Linked DNA regions of Homo sapiens: region 2 is linked to region 1. Evidence: chromatin loops called from intact Hi-C (ENCODE). Cell type or tissue: heart right ventricle. All regions are shown on one strand. Links, peaks and the distances in the headings refer to the core of each region. The heading gives the core; the rest is flanking DNA.

Evidence for each region. Hi-C counts contacts between places; a loop is a spot of excess contacts. Peaks named below come from ENCODE experiments on the same cell type or tissue, not always from the same donor. Only the 100,000 strongest peaks of a DNase experiment are listed, where the experiment ranks them.
Region 2: it touches region 1 in a loop (6-fold over the local background); 67 of 110 quality-filtered maps call a loop at or near these places.

What each region holds. Positions count from the first base shown.
Region 1 is chr19:54,484,163-54,492,487 of GRCh38, reverse strand. No RefSeq gene overlaps it. Among named protein-coding and RNA genes, the nearest start is that of LAIR2, 15 kb to the left of the region's middle. In heart right ventricle, for the core only: no CTCF peak of the experiment used is centred there; no DNase peak of the experiment used is centred there; H3K27me3 peaks cover 1,960 bases.
Region 2 is chr19:54,659,818-54,668,142 of GRCh38, reverse strand. It overlaps LILRB4 (leukocyte immunoglobulin like receptor B4), which reads right to left and starts at 5,158. Exons shown (of 12, transcript NM_001278426.4): 1 at 5,076-5,158; 2 at 4,576-4,611; 3 at 4,105-4,389; 4 at 3,658-3,957; 5 at 3,294-3,344; 6 at 2,963-3,013; 7 at 2,212-2,328; 8 at 1,828-1,903; 9 at 1,707-1,744; 10 at 1,394-1,446; 11 at 350-508; 12 at 1-270. The coding sequence starts at 5,109. The coding sequence ends at 124. In heart right ventricle, for the core only: no CTCF peak of the experiment used is centred there; a DNase peak (open chromatin) is centred at 5,185; H3K27me3 peaks cover 1,143 bases.

The DNA.
Region 1 (8,325 bases), core at 13-8,012:
ACGGCGACGCTGCCTTCGCCCCATTCACAATATACGACCTTCGATGGGCCACCTCCCCAGTGAGGCTTCATCAAGGGGGCTTGGTCAACTTCCTTTTTGTGTGAACCAAAACGTACATTTCCAGGCGGCTATTAAGGGCTTGAGTCTGTGTCAGAGACGAGCCACGCAAGTCAACGGACCTCACAGTCTAATGTGGAGGGCACACCTCTGACTATTCAAATGTCATATAGGCCGGGCACAGTGGCTCACACCTGTAATCCCAGCACTTTGGGAGGCTGAGGCAGGAGGATCACTTGAGGTCAGGAGTTCAAGACCAGCCTCACCAACATGGTGAAACCCCATCTCTACTAAAAATACAAAAAAAGTAGCCAGGCCTGGTGGTGCATGCCTACAATCCCAGCTACTCAAAAGGCTGAGGCAGGAGAATCGCTTGAACCGGGAGGCAGAGGTTGTGGTGAGCCGAGATTGCACCATTGCACTCCAGCCTGGGCGACAAAAGCAAAACTCCATCTTAAAAAAAAAAAAAAGTCATATAAAGCACATTAACGGTAGATTTTAACAAATTAGCCTCGAAATATCTGCAGTTTGTCACAATGGAATGGTCACTACTCACTCGTGTTACACGTCCATATAGGGGCCCCCGGTTGGCAGTTGGAGCTCCTCCATCAGGTGACTCAGGTGCCCAGATTCTTCCACCTTTGGGATCCAACCTCCCCTAGAACCCTGGAGTGCTCTGTCACCAGTGAGGGGAAAGAGGAAGAGAGAATGGAAAGGGCTCATCCGTGCCTTTTAAATAAAAAATCTGAATGTCGCTTATCACTGCTGCTCACATTCCAAGGGTGGGAATTAGTCAGGAGTCCACAGCTGGGTACAAGAAGGATGAAGATAGGGTCCCTCATGGGGCAGCTGCCTCCAGGGACAACTCTACACCACGTAAGAGAGCTGTGAGTTTTGTTGCACTGAGAGCCATATCTGCTGATGTAGTAAGTGCTCCAGAGGAAAAAAAAAAATCCTATGACCTTGTGTGAAAAGGGGACTTGGGCCGGTCATGGTGGCTCAATCCTGTAATCCCAGCACTTTGGGAGGCCGAGGCGGGTGGATCACCTGAGGTCAGAAGTTTCAGACCATCCTGGGCAACATGGGGAAACCCCGTCTCTACTAAAAATACAAAAATTAGCCAGGCGTGGTGGCAAGCGCCTGTAACCCCAGCTACTCAGGAGGCTGAGGCAGGAGAATCATTTGAACCCAGAAGACGGAGGTTGCAGTGAGCCGAGATGGCACCACTGCACTCCATCCTGGGTGACAGAGCGAGACTCTGTCAAGAAAGAAAGAAAGAAAAAGAAAGAAAGAGAGAAAGAGAGAGAAAGAGAGAAAGAGAGAGAAAGAAAGAAAGAAAGAAAGAGAAAGAGAGAGAAAGAGGAGAGAGAAAGAAAGAAAGAAAGAAAGAAAGAAAGAAAGAAAGAAAGAGAAGGAAGAGAGAGAGAAAGGGAGGAAGGGAGGAAGGAAGGAAAGGGAGAGAGAGAGAAAGAGAGAAGGAAAGAAAGGAAAGGAAGGGAGAAAGAGAAGAGAGAGAGAGAAAGAAAGAAAGAGAAGGGAGCGGGGGAAGGAAGGAAGGAAGAGAGAAAGGAAGGAAGGAAGAAAGAGAAAGAGAGAGAGAAAGAAGCAAAGGAAGGGAGGGAGAGAGAGAAAAAAGAAAGGAAAGAAAGGAAGGAAGGGAGGGAGAAAGGAAGGAAGGAAGCAAGGAAGGAAGGAAGAAAGAGAAAGAGAAAGAAGCAAAGGAAGGGAGGGAGAGAGAGAGAAAGAAAGGAAGGAAGGAAGGAAAGAGAAAGAGAGAAAGAAGCAAAGGAAGGGAGGGAGAGAGAGAGAAAGAAAGGAAGGAAGGAAGGAAGAGAAAGAGAGAAAGAAGGAAAGGAAGGGAGGGAGAGAGAGAGAAAGAAAGGAAGGAAGGAAGGAAAGAAGGAAGGAAGGAGGGAAACAAAAAGAAAAGAAAAGAAAGAGAACCTCAGAGCTGACCCCAGGGAAGCCACCTGCAGTGTGGAGTGGAATCCGGGCTGAGGACTGACGAGCTGGCGACAGGAAGAGCAGCTGGGGGGAGACGTGGACAGAGGAGACAGCTTCTGTGAAAGTCCCCATCAGGAGATAATTTGCCTGTTGTAAGTCGAGTGGACTCCAGATGGAAAAATAATGAAGAAGAATATGTGCATTGATTGAGCAGGAGTCTCTAAAAGGCCAAGTAGAGTTTTGGTATTTTACCCTCACGAGAGTGGGACAGGTTTTGAGCCTAAGCGTGGCATCATCATATTTTTGTCTAAAACATATCGGTAAGACCTTCCTGAAGTCAGAATTGCACAAGGCAATCAAAGGAAGAGATAACCTTTCTGAGCTCTCGCTCTATGCCAGACACTGCTCCGAGTATCCCTTATGGGTAGTTCCTTTAATTCTCACAACTTTGGGAAGATGTTTTCATCATTAGGCCAGTTTTACAGATGAGAACAGTGACGCTCAGGGAGTTAATTTGATTAGCATCTTGCATCAAGCTGTCCCGGAGGTAGGGCCGACGGCAGCTTACCTGGAATGCTGGCGTTATCGTCAGAAGCATACCACATGCCTTCATGAAAATCAGACTCTCCCTCCAAAATGCAGGTCTAATTTCATAAAATAAGGTACGCTGATAATAAAATGCAATTGGGTAGTAAAATAACAACACAATACAATAAAAACATTCGCCACTCTGTGCCACTCTTCTGATCAGAAACTTTCCAGGACTTCCCGCCTCAGTCATATTGACACGACTGCGTCTTCTGTCTCCCAACTTGGGTTAGTACTTTGATAGCATCTCCTCCGACTCTGCCTTTCACTGACTGTGATGCAGTCCCAGTGATCTCCTTGCTATTCCTAAAAAAACATCAAGCAAGCATCTGCCTCAGGGCTCATCCACATGCCATTCTCGACTGGAATGCTCTTCACCCAGACAGGCACAAGGCTCATCCCTCCCTCTCCTTCACTGTCAACCCCAGTATCTCCTTATCCTTCAGACCTTCTTGGACCATCCTGTCTGAAGTTGCAACACTCCCTCCAGATTTCGTATCACCTCTCGCTGCCTTTTTTCTTTCTTCAGCATATATCATTAATCTTCAGCATATGTGCACGTATTTTACTTATTAATATTGTAGACTATCTGCCTTCCCACTACAATGTATCCCCATGAAACCATAGATTTTTTTCCTGCAGTGTTTCCTGTAGTGTCCCTGCTCCTGGAACACTCCCTAGCACATAGTACATAATAAATATTTTTGAATGAATGATGAATGAATAGACATAGTATATAGGGAGTATGGGGAAAGTTATGAGTGCATAACTTGATTTATCTAGTACAATTCCAGAGGCCAGATCTCTAGATTTTAATTTTGGTCGTGCCAGTTATAAGCTCTCTCACTTTAAACTAAGTTTATTTACCTCTCTATTTCTTTGCCTCTTCCTCTGTAAAATAAAAAAGCAATGGTGCCTAACTCATGGAACTGTTGTGATTATTCAGTGAGTAATTATGTTAATGGTACTCAGACTGAAATTACTTAATAACTGGCTATCGAGTAATTTAGTAATAAGAGATTTGTAGGAAAATATTAATCAAGATGTTTGTAGCAATTAATATTAGGTCAAGGGAGTTTAAATGGCTCTTCATTTTTTGAGGTGTTTTTATTTGGATTTTTAAATTGAGTATGTGTTAGCCTTATAACTGAAAAAAATTAAATTATTTATACCTGAGGGAAAAAATAAAATGAAATAAAAGTGCCCCCTTTAAGGAGCTGAGGGTATTGGCTTAGAAAGAACAGGCAAGGTATCAAGATCTCTTTCCTATGACTGTTACCTCCTCATTTTTCCCTCTTGAGTTTCAGTCATGCAAGATGAGGAAGGCCTACAGTCTCCTGTGCGGCTTAGTGTGTGCAGGGAACAAGACTGCCTTGTACCCTTACAAATTTGCTAAGATAGATCTTATGTTATGTGCACTTGTCATCATAAATTGATAGGTGATAATATCAATATTATCAAATAATAACAAATAGGCTGGGCGCAGTGGCTCGTGCCTGTAATGCCAGCATTTTTGGAGGCCGAGGTGGGCGTATCACCTGAGGTCAGGAGTTCGAGACCAGCCTGGCCAACATGGTGAAACCCCGTCTCTACTAAAAATACAAAAATTAGCCAGGCATGACGGTGCGCACCTGTAATACCAGCTACTCAGGAGGCTGAAGCAGGAGAATCGCTTGAACCCAGGAGGCAGAAGTTGCAGTGAGCCAAGATTGCACCATTGCACTCCAGCCTAAATGACAGAGCAGTCTCCGTCTCAAAAAAAAAAAAAAAAAAAAAAAAAAAAAAAAAAAAGTTCCATCCCAATAACACTTCAAAAACACTTTTGAGTTCTGACTTTATTTCTTCTTATTTTCAATGGAATTCATTCTACTGTTTTCACATTTACCATTCAGGGATATTTGGACAGAATTACACGGCCACAGGTCAACCACAATGACCATGATTCCCTTTCTAAGAATGAGGAACGGGGGCCGGGTGTGGTGGCTTACGCTTGTAATCCCAGCATTTTGGGAGGCCGAGGCGGGCAGATCACCTGAGGTCAGGAGTTCGAGACCAGCCTGGCCAACGTGGAGAAACCCTGTCTCTACTAAAAATACAAAAAATTAGCCAGGTGTGGTGGTGTACACCTGCAATCCCAGCTACTCAGGAGGCTGAGGCAGGAGAATTGCTTGAACACGGGAGATGGAGGTTGCAGTGAGCCAAGATTGCACCATTGTACTCCACCCTGGACGACAGAGCAAGACTCTGTCTCAAAAAAAAAAAAAAAAAGAAAGAAAGAAAAGAAAAGAAAATGACTTAATGGGTACAATGCACATTATTTGGGGAATGGATAACCTGGAAGTCCCGATTTCATCACTGGGCAATCTTTACATGCAACAAAATTACACTTGTACCCCATAAATGTTTACAAAGTTTTTTAAAAATATAGAAAAATGAAAGGCAAAAGTAAGCATGCTTTCTTAAAAATAAAAAGTAGTCCTAATGCTAGATGACGAGTTAGTGGGTGCAGTGCACCAGCATGGCACATGTATACATATGTAACTAACCTGCACAATGTGCACATGTACCCTAAAACTTAAAGTATAATAATAAATAAAAAAAAAGTAGTCAGACTGAGCCTGACATTACTAAGGGTTCTAATATTGATTATTATTATTTACTTATTTATTTTTTGACATGGAGTTTCACTCTTGTCACCCAGGCTGGAGTGCAGTGGCACAATCTTGGCTCACTGCAACCTCTGCCTCCCAGGTTCAAGTGATTCTCCTGCCTCAGCCTCCTGAGTAGCTGGGCTTCTAGGCCTCTGCCACCACGCCCAGCTATTTTTGTATTTTTAGTAGAGACGTGGATTCACCATGCTGGCCAGGCTGGTCTCGAACTCCTGACCTCAGGTGATCCGCCCGCCTCGGCCTCCCAAAGTACTGGGATTACAGGTGTGAGCCACCGCGCCTGGCCTAATATTGATTATTAATGATTGTTATCATAATTGTTATTTTCATTATTGGTGTGTTGTTATATTTATATGTACAAAACAGCAACAATGGAGAACCCACATTCTTTTCAGGAACATATGAAAAATCTACAAAAATTGACCACTTCTTAATCCACCAAGAAGGTCTCAAAATATTCCAAAGATTTAATATAATGAAACCATATTTCGTGACTGCAAAAATTACATAAAAGACCAAAAATTAAACGTTTAAAAAACACACATTTTTAAAACAACAACAAAAATCTGCATAACTTTTGAGTGACTGTTAAAAAAAAAAACACAGAAGTTGTGACATATTTAGAAATGAACAATGTTATTCATATCGAAACTTAGATGCAATAAAAATCACACTTAAAGTGAAATGTGGATTGTTTTAAGCACACTTTTTTTTTTTTTTTTTTTTTTTTTTTTAGAAATTATGAAGTTTGGGGCTGGGCATGGTGGCTCACGCCTGTAATCCCAGCACTTTGAGAGGATGAGGTGGGTGGATCACGAGGTCAGGAGATCGAGCCCATCCTAGCTAACACGGTGAAACCCCAAACCCCGTCTCTACTAAAAAAATTAGCCGGGCGTGGTGGCGGGCGCCTGTAGTCCCAGCTACTTGGGAGACCGAGGCAGGAGAATCGCTTGAACCCGGGAGGTGGAGGTTGCAGTGAACCAAGATCGCGCCACCGTACTCCAGCCTGGGTGACAGAGACTCCATCTCAAAAAAAAAAAAAAGAAATTATGAAGTTTGGAGAATTAATCACTGAACATGCAACTTGAGGAGCTGGAATGAAAAAAAAGAAGTAAAGGGCAGAGAGGAGGAAGCCAGCCAGCAGTGACGCTAGGGAGAGAGAAAAAATGCCTCCCTAAGGGCTCACCGCACTCACCAAGCTGCATTATCTCAAAGGAAAAAGAAAATAAAGAAGACCTCAAAGGTGGGAGAAAAAACACAATGGTGTACTAAGTTTCTATTATCATAATTACATCAGACTTCTCATCAGTCAGTCTGGAATTTAGAAGACCAGGGAGAAATATATTTGAAAATGCCCCATGGGCCAGGCTCCTGACTGTAATCCCAGCACTTTGGAAGGCAGATGCGGGCAGATCACCTGAGGCCAGGAGTTCGAGACCAGCCTGGCCAACATGGTAAAACCCTGTTTCTACTAAAAATACAAAAAAATTAGCTGGACCTGGTGGCTGGCGCCCATCATTTCAGCTCGGGAGGCTGAGTAGGAGAATTGCTTCAACCTGGGAGGTGGAGATTGCAGTGAGCTGAGATCGCACCACTGCACTCCAGCATGGGCAACAGAGTGAGACTTGTCTCAAAAAAAGAAAATAAAAAGAAAATCGCCTATGTACTTTATGGAGAGATCCCAGAGTGTATTCTTAGGGATTAAATCTGTATTGTGCCAAGAATTGGGGGAATCAGAATATACATTCATATTGTCTCATATTCACCCAGAAACAAACACTGGAAGGATTAATATGAGAAAGTTAAAATTGTGGCTCTCCCACGTTTTCTTCCCCGTCCACCACCTGGACAAGCTGCAGTCCTAGAAATCGCCTCAACTGCTCCTCTTTCTCACCCTCTCCCCTTGTTCTACCTTCAGAATCTGTCCTCATGCAGACACTGCTTGCCAGCACCACGGCGCCAGGTTCACCCTCTCTCCCCTCGTCCAGGGAACATCCCCTAGCTGGTCTCTCCACGCTCATTTCGTGCTACTCAGCTGCCCCTCCCCATATTGTAGCCAGAATAATCTTTCTTTTTTTTTTTTTTTTTTTTTTGAGACGGAGTCTCACTCTGTCGCCCAGGCTGCAGTGCAGTGGCGTGATCTTGGCTCACTGCACCCTCCACCTCCCGGGTTCAAGCGATTCTCCTGCCTCAGCCTCCCGAGTAGCTGGGATTAGAGGCACCCACCACCACGCCTGGCTAATTTATTTGTATTTTTAGTAGAGACGGGGTTTCACCATGTTGCCCAGGATGGTCTCGATCTCTTGACCTCATGATCCGCCCGCCTCAGTCTCCCAAAGTGCTGGGATTACAGGCTTGAGCCCCTGCACCCGGCCCCAGAGTGATCCTTTAAAAGCATAAATCAGATTATGTTTTGTTACCATTGAAATCTCCAGTGACTTCATAGTACACATGGCCCAAAACCCAAACTCTGTGACCTACGGGACACTTACTCATCTTTCCAATTTCACGTTGGTCCCTGTGCCCCTCACTCCCTGCCCTCAGGCCACATGACATTCCTGCTGTTCCTTGAAGACACCAGGTCCCTCCCTGCCTCGGGGCTCCGCGTCTCTGCCTGGGTGCACCGACCTCCTGCTTTGCACCACAGCCTCCAGGTCTCTGCTCAGCATCATCTCAGCAAGAAGAGCCTTCCTAGACCACTGTGTTGAAAGAAGTCCACTAGCCCGACACCCATTCCTTCGCTAAGAAGATTCGTCTTCATTTCCTCTTGACGTTCATCCTCCTTTCTAATTATCCACTCATTGACTTGTACGCTGTCCCTCTCCCGCCGTTAGAATGGAGACTTCACTTGGCCAGGGAAGTCTTGGCTCTTCTGTCTTGATCATCACTTTATCACTGGTACTTAGGGCCTGGCACATAATAGATGCTCAGCAAACACTTGTAGAATGAAGAGCAGTGAATTAGAAACATATTGCCCATCACTTAATGGACACTTAAATATTAAATAAACAATGCCCTGCCCCCCACCTGCCCAGTGCAATGGAATACTGTGTGGTCATTAAAAATG
Region 2 (8,325 bases), core at 251-8,250, 180 kb before region 1:
CTTCTAGTGGTCTGTGTCAGGGGTCTGGGCTGGCTGGGGTTCAGTGATGTCTACTGGAGGCAGCTTCCATGCCTTCTGGGGTCCTGAGTCTCCATGGCTTGTGGGGTCTGGGTCCCCCCTGGATTAGTGGATGGCCAGAGTGGCATAGACACTGGGCTCAGCTGGAGAGGCCCCTTCCTGGGATGGAGGAGGCTCAGTTGCCTTCTGTCTGAGGGTAAAGCTGTGCAGCCGGGCGTAGGTCACATCCTGGGGGGCTTCAGATGCAGCAGCCTGCAGCGGGGGAGAGTGAGAGGGAAGGAACGTGGTGGGGGTGGGGGAGGCCTGGGGGCCTGGAGAGGAAAGGACTCACCTCAGTGTCCATCTGTCTGTCCTCTTCTGCCTGTCTGTCCTTTGTGTCCAGGAATTCCCCAGACAGTGGGGAGGGAGGAGAGGCCATTTCTCTCCTAGGTCTGGAGTGTTTCACCTTGGCATACGTCACTGCCTGGGGGTCTTCATCGTGTGGGCTCTGCTGGAGAGAGACAGTGGTGGGGGGTGTCCTTGAATCCTCCTGACTCCCTGGAGTCAATTTTCCCCACTGTTCCCAGGGTGATCCGATTACATCCCTTTCCTGACGGAATCTCAGGGATGCCCTAAGGCCGTGGAGGGTCTGGCCGCTCCCTCCCTGTGGTTCTGGTCTCTGCTCCTCACTCTGACCTTGCCCATTTGGCTGCAGCCTCACGCGGCCTTCCTGCAAGAGCTCGCTGCTGCCTCGGGGCCTTTGCACGGCTGTTTCCTCTGCCTGCAGGGGCTCGTCCATTAGAGGATCACGTGGCCCTCTCCGTCCAGGCTTCTCAGATGACAGCTGAGCAGACAGCCCTCCCTTTCCATTCAGACTGGCCCCACTGCCCCACACTCTCTGCCCTTTACCTGGTTTATGTTCCTTACAGCACGTTGCACTCCTGGACACGATGCATTTATTTGCATTTTGTCTCCCACCACGAGGTGAGCTCAGGAGGCGGGGGCGGCTTTGCTCCCTGCTGTGTCTGCAGCTCCCATGGGGAGCCCCATCCACAGTGAGCTCCCTGGGAACACTCACTAGATGAATGAATGAAGGGGAGCCCAGGGGACTGGAGTGGTTCATTTATTCGTCATCCTCCTGAGGCCTGGGGAGCTCTCTAACAACCAGATGGCCAAACAGAGGATGAGGAGCAGGAAGGGGACCCGGGAGGAGGCCCATGAGGTCCCAGGACAGCAGGAGAGAGTGAGGTCCCAGCAGGCAGGAGGCAGCGTGCTGGACAAGGAGGGGTCCACCGTGACGATGCTGAGAGCCGGGGGAAGGAGGACAGAGAAGTCCTGCAGGATTAGATCTGGCACCAGGAGGCCTTTGGTGCCGGGGACAGGGGCGGGTTCTCACCCGAGTGTCCATTTCCACCCCGTCCTCAGGCTGTGTGTTCTTCACGGCAGCACCTGCTGGGGTAGAGCAAGGGGTTCATCTCCTGGGAAGGTTCCCTGGGACCTCTCATTCCTGCTGGTCCCTGCCCTGTTCCCATTAGTGCCACTGCAACGCAGGGAGGGGCTGTGATGTCCCCGAGGTCCCACAATGTGGGTTCAGACCACTTCTCCCTGAGTCCCTGACCAATCCTAGCCTGTGCTCCTGCCCCCATTGCTATTGAAATTTTGGGACCCCCAGCTCCACCCCAGGTGCACCTTCTCTGCCTCTCACTCACAGAAGTTTTCTCCCTGGACGTCAGCAGCTGGGCTGGACCTGGGGGAGGATACGGGAGTGTAAGGGGACAGTGAGGTGGCTGTTGGGATGGGTGGGAGTCTGAGGTCTTTGGGCAGAATTACCTCCTCTGTAGGCCCCCGTCCTTGGGCTCTGGCTCGGCAGCCCCTGGAGGACGTTGGAAATCAGCCTGTCTCTGGGCTGGGGGAAGATGGACAGAGTCTCAGCTCTGGGAACGTTAGAACCACCTGCCTTGCACATGCAAGTCAAGAGGAAAGGAAACCTGAAAATACACTTGCAAGGATGTTTTAAATACTTTCTAAGTTTAGAAAAACCGAAAGAATAAAGCACTTCCATTACTCCCTCATTCATTTTCTTCTTTCTAGATTTTCTCACTGGGAATTTCTGGAGCAGAGTTTCTAAGATGACCTCTCCTATCTGGAGTCCCTTTGGCTGGTGCCCTGAGCCCACCCTCCATCAGCCCACGGGTCCCCCAATTTCCTACTTACCCAATGTCCTGTGTTTTCCCTGACGCCAGTGTTGGAGGAGGAGGAAGAGGAGGAGGGAGAGAAGCAGGATGGAGACCACCAAGACCCCGATCAGTACCTCCCAGTGCCTTCTCAGACCTTGGGCGTGATGACATCAGGAATGGGGATGATGTCATTGATGTGCACACCTACTGTGTGTGCACCTACTGTGTGTGCTGGGTCTTTCTTTCATTACCTCCAACCCTCACAGCAGTTGTGCAACCTGAGATTGCCACCCTCTCTCCACCCATTTCACAGATGCACAAACTGAGGCTCAGAGAGGGGAATCGCCTGCCCCAGACCCCTCCAGCCAGGAAGCGGCAGAGCTGGGAAGGAAACCCGGGAGTCTGAGCTGCAGCCCTTGTTCCTGCACCAGAGCCAAGCCCCAGAGTTGCAGGGAAAGAGCCTGACTGTCTTGAACCACCGCCCTGCTCCCCTCCCCTGCCCCAGGTCACCGTCTCTGCTGCAGGTGGGACCGGACAGGCCCCTGCGGAATCGGGTCTGGGAGGTTCCCTGGGAGGCCTCCTCTCCCAGGAGGGCACAGCTGGGAGTCAGAGCTGAAAGGAACTTTCCCACCCGCAGGCCTCTCTCCTTTACACTTGGAGAAACTGAGGCCCATGCAGGGGAGGGGCCTGTCCACATCACCACCTCCAGAGGAGCCTTAACCTAGGACAGAACCCACCCTTGGCTCCCCTAGACCCTGCCCACCTCCCACTCAGAGCCCCTCACTCACCACTGTGGGGGACTGACCCTGTAGGCATGAGGGGCTGGTCCTCAGGGCCTGCTGGGTTAGAACAGGGATGTGAGGGCTGGGGCTGCCCTGCTCCCCACATCAGCTCGGCTTCTCCCCGCAACATCTCCTTCAGCCTTGACCCCCTCACCCCTCACCAGCCCAGCCTCAGGGCCTTGGGAGCCTGTGGTGCCTCCCAAGTCGCTGCCCGACTCCCACACCCGTGGAAGCAAGCCCAGCTGAGAATTGGAACGAGGACTTAGATCCACTGAGCATGTCTTGAGACAGGCCTCGGGCTTTGGAAACTCTCTGGACAGAGGCCTCTGAGACTCACCAGCTGTTGAGACGGACCTTGTGGGTGAGGGCCTGGGACCCTCCAAGGATCCTGGGTAGAAGGACAAGAGGAGGGTGAGAGTCTGGGGTTGCCCTTGGGTCTCCACATCAAATTGAACCTCTCCCTATATCTGCCCTGCAGCTTCCCAAGGACCATTTCTCTGTCCACCTGGCACCTTCTGGACCCTAGGTGAGGGAGAAGAGCATGGGCATGCCTGGGAGGGCCCCTGTTGTCCTCCTCCCCTCTGAGGGCTGAGTCCCCCACTGGCTGAGCCCCTCTCCCTCCATCCCTGCCCAGAGCTCTCCTGGCAGCAGGGCATGAACGGAGCCACTGAGCTCAGAGAGGACAGGGTCAGGAGCCTCACCTGAGACTATGAGCTCCAGGGGGTCACTGGGGTGTGACAGCAGGTAGTGGGAGAAGCCGTGTGAGCTGAAGCACCTGTAGGTCCCCCCGTGCACTGAGGTCACAGGACTCATGGGGAATTCAGCCTGGTGCTGCTGAGCTCCGTGCTCTGATCTCAGATGCAGTAGGGGATGGGCTGCCCGCTCCTTGATCAGAAGAAAAGTGTCCATTGGGCTCCGTGACTGACACAGCAGGGTCACGCTCTTTCCTGAGGTCACAAGAGGACTCGGCAGGGCTGAAAGGGTGGGTTTACTGTAGGCTCCTAGGAGAGAAGGAGGCACCGTGTTAAATGGGGCTCCCACCTCCCACATCATCCCCAGGGCTGGGCTGTGAGAGGGAGATGCCCCTGAGAGCTGACCCCCTTCCTGAGGGCAGAGCCTGGGGCTGGGACCCCTGAGTGTCCTCTCACCTGTCATCACCAGCTCCAGGGGGTCACTGGGCTGTGACCAGCCTACAGGGCTGCGATAGTAACAGCGGTATCTCCCTGCATAGTCCTCTGTCATGGATGGGATGGAGAATCTGGCCTTGTTCTTGGGCTCCAGTGGGTTCTGTCTGTCCCAGGGTGCTGGGCTTTCCTCTTTATCCAGACGGTACTCCCGAGCCTCCAGGGTCCCCTGACACCAGATGGTCACAGAGTTCCCCCAGCTGATCACAGAGCCTGGCTCAGCCCAGAGGGTGGGTTTGGGGAGGGGCCCTGGAAGAAAATCAGAGGCTGGATCCCAAGACCTTCCTCAGCCCTCAGATCCCAGCTCTCAGCCCCAGGACCCCCCCGTCATCCTCATCAGTCACCCAGAACTGCTGTCTCCTCCCCCAGCTGCCCATGGGTGGCCCCTTGTCCCAGTGAGGAGGAGGGACCTGGGACAGCTGGGGACAGACTCACCTGCCTGCATGTGGGTCCTGGGGCCCAGACTCAGCCCTGGAAGAGAGTTCCCTGTGAGGGATTTGCCCCGGAAGCCTGAGCAGGTCCTCTCTTTACCCTGAGATTTTTTTTTTTTTTTTTTTTTGAGACGGAGTCTCGCTGTCACCCAGGCTGGAGTGCGGTGGTGCGATCTTGGCTCACTGCAAGCTCCGCCTCCCGGGTTCACGCCATTCTCCTGCCTCAGCCTCCCGAGTGGCTGGGACCACAGGCGCCTGCAACCACCCCCGGCTAATTTTTTGTATTTTTAGTAGAGACAGGGTTTCACCGTGTTAGCCAGGATGGTCTCGATCTCCTGACCTCGTGATCCGCCCGCCTCGGCCTCCCAAAGTGCTGGGATTACAGGCGTGAGCCACCGCGCCCGGCTACCCTGAGATTTTTGAGTCTCCTAAAGAACCAGGGCCTGGCTGTGAGGCAAATTTCCTCCAAGACTCGGGTCTCCCCTCCCCCTCTTTAAATCTCACCGAGGCAGAGCAGAGCCGTGAAGGTGGGGATCATGGCGTCTCCTCCCAGGGGCCCCAGCTGTGCAGATGGATGAGTCCTCAGTGCCGGCAGGACAAAGAGACACACAGGGTGTGGCCGCTTGGAGGCTGGGTCCTTCTCGTCATGGGGTTGTTCCATCAGCAGCCCACAGGAAGGGAAACTGCCCTCATTTGAACCCCAGCCTGGCTTTCATTTCCCCAGAGCTAGGGCTGAGGCAGGCACCAGGTTCTCTGCAGACATTTCAGACAGAAATGGGGTCTCTCTGATCCCAGCCTGCTGTCTGCCTGGTCTTAATTCCTCTCTTGACCAAACATCAACCCGTATGTATCGTGTGTTTGCAAAGCGCCTGACACTGGGGGTACATCATTGAACAAGTGAAAAAAAAAAAAAACCAAAAACCTGCATTTTCAGGGTACAGATGAACCATAAAGCTTCCTTTTGCTGCCATAACAAATCACCACAAGCTTAGTGGCTTCACATAATGTAGGTTTATTGACTTACCGTCCCGGAGGTCACAAGTCCAAAATGGGTCTCCCTGGGCTAAAATGAAGCTGCTATCAGAGCCGTGTCCTCCTGGAGGCTCCAAGGAGAATCTGTTCCCTCGCCTGTTCAAGCCTCTGCAGGCTCCCGCATTCCTGCCTCTCCATTCCCTCCAACCTCAAAGCCACCAGTCCCGTTATCTGCCCCCTGCTTCCATGCACTCACCTCCTTCTCTCACTCTGACCCTCCTGTCTTCCTCTTTCACTTACTCAGCCCCTTGTGATTACATCAGGCCCACCTGGGTAATCTCCCCAACCCAAGATCCTTGACTTAATCACATCTGCAAAGTCCCTTTTGCCACATAAGCTTCCCCAACTCACAGGGTCTGGGCCTCAGGAGGTGGACATCTCTGGGAGGTCACTATTCTGCCTCCCACAGGCCTTCAGGGACTCCTTTAACCAAATCTCACATAGAGCACTTCTCTGCGATGACGGAGAGTGGCTGGGCACGCCAGTCGAATGCTTGGTGGGCCAGTACGCAGCCAGGTCATGGTCGGCTACTCATGTCCCATGGGACCTGCCCACTTGAGGCCAAACATTCCATCTCCACCAGAGCCCGGTAGACATCTAAAAACTGTGTCGCAAAACAAAACTCATTCTCTGCAGCGCTAGCACGATGTAGCTCCAAAATATATATATATATTTTTTCTTTTCTGAGATGCAGTCTCACTCTGTCGCCCAGGCTAGAGTGCTGTGGTGTGATCTCAGCTCACTGCAACCTCCGCCTCCTGGGTTCAGGAGACTCTCCTGCTTTAGCCTCCTGTGTAGCTGGGATTACAGGCACCCGCCACCACTCACAGCTAATTTTTGTATTTTTAATAGAGATGGGGTTTCACCATGTTGGCCAGGCCGGTCTCGAACTCCTGACCTCTGGTGATCCGCCCATCTCAGCCTCTCAAAGTTGCTGGGGTTACAGGCATGAGCCACCACGCCCAGCCAAGCATAGATTTTAAATGTTTTCACAGATGTTAGTATGCGGAGTGATGGACATGTTAACTGTCTTGATTCCATCATTCCACAGTGTATACATTTATAACACATTGTACCCCATAAATATATATAGTTGGTGAATTAAATATTTAGTAAAATTATTTTGAAAAGGAAAAAAGCCATAAATACATAACAAGCAAGCAAAAAGGCCAGATAGCTTCAACCCTTAGATCACTGCCTGTGTAAAACACTTCAGGTGGCCAGCTCTCAATAATCATCCATTTGAGTGGGCACGTCCTGCAATGATCTGGAATTGTAGTCTGTCCTAGATGGTGACTAACCATTTTCTGTCTCTGTTCTTCTTAAAAGGATGAGAGGACCTTCTAACTTTAGAACTGAAACATAGGGTGGGAGGGGAAAGAGGAAGCAGAAAAAACAAACCCCAAATTAATTGTATCTAACGGTCAGGAAGGCAAAGAAGGAGAGGCTTGCAGGAGGCTGAAAGTCAAAGTGCCGGGAAACGCATGAACACCACTGCCCTCAGGTTTCCAAGCACCTGCTTTTAGTACCTCATTCCGTATCCTTTTGGGTCACTCTCAGAATCACGGGACAGTATCTCATTTCGAGGATTTCCATGTGTCTCTCCACATTTGTGTGTAAGGACCTTATTGGAAGCTATTTCAGCCAAAGCTTGATGCGTCTGACAGTGGCTGGGGAAAAAGAAACTCCCAGAAATGGGGGCTAGAAAGCCATACACATATTGGCGAGTATCTCCTGTTTTGGCGGGAAGTTCTGGATGATGGTCTGCACATTATCAGAGATCCTGGTGTGGACCTGTCCATATTACCTGCTGTAGTGGTGTCCGCAATGCATGCTGATTTCAGGAATTCCTCTCCTTCTCTCTTTCATAAGGGAACCCTATTCCCTTAAACTTGGTTCCCAAATCAGTTACCTGCGCTCATATCCTTGTCTTAAGTCCTGCTTTCAGAGTAACCTGTGCTAGGCAAGGACTGGGAAATGCCAGGAGGTTTTTCGATGTCATCACCCCTTTTCTAACCGCTCAACATGCCTTGCCTTTACCAGTCCTGGACTTCTTGTATTTTGCTTCTTTTTTTTTTTTTTTTTTGTGACAGGGTGACACTCTGTCATCCAGGCTGGAGTGCAGTGGTGCAATCTTGGCTTACTGCAACCTCGGCCTCCTGGGTTCAAACAATTCTCCTAACTCAGCCTCCCGAGTAGCTGAGAGCTGAGATTACAGGCAGCTGCCACCACACCCGGCTAACTTTTGTATTTTTAGTAGAGATGGGGTTTCACCATGTTGGCCAGGCTGGTTTCGAACTCCTGACCTCAGGTGATCTGCCCGCCTTGGCCTCCCAAAGTGCTGGGATTACAGGCGTGAGCCACCGCGCCCGGCCTCATTTTGCTTTTGTATTCGTGCACTCACCACTCAGTAAATCTTATCCATCCTCACTTAAGAAACATTTAAACATGTCAACCTGTGGCCATCCCAGGACACAAGAGATAAAGGCGAGCAAAGCAGATATACTGGATTCACAGTAACCCAGACTTCATTTCAAATTACCTCCCCTCCTAGAAAATCTAGCATCCTAGCAAAAATTAAGTTGATAAAATCACTACGCAAAAAGTTTAGAGATAGGACCAGTCCCGGGAAGGAAAGATTTAACGCAATAGGACAGGATAAAAGAAATACCCACTGGGTCCTGCACTCACCACCTGGGTGCAATAGTTCCATGTAGCAAAC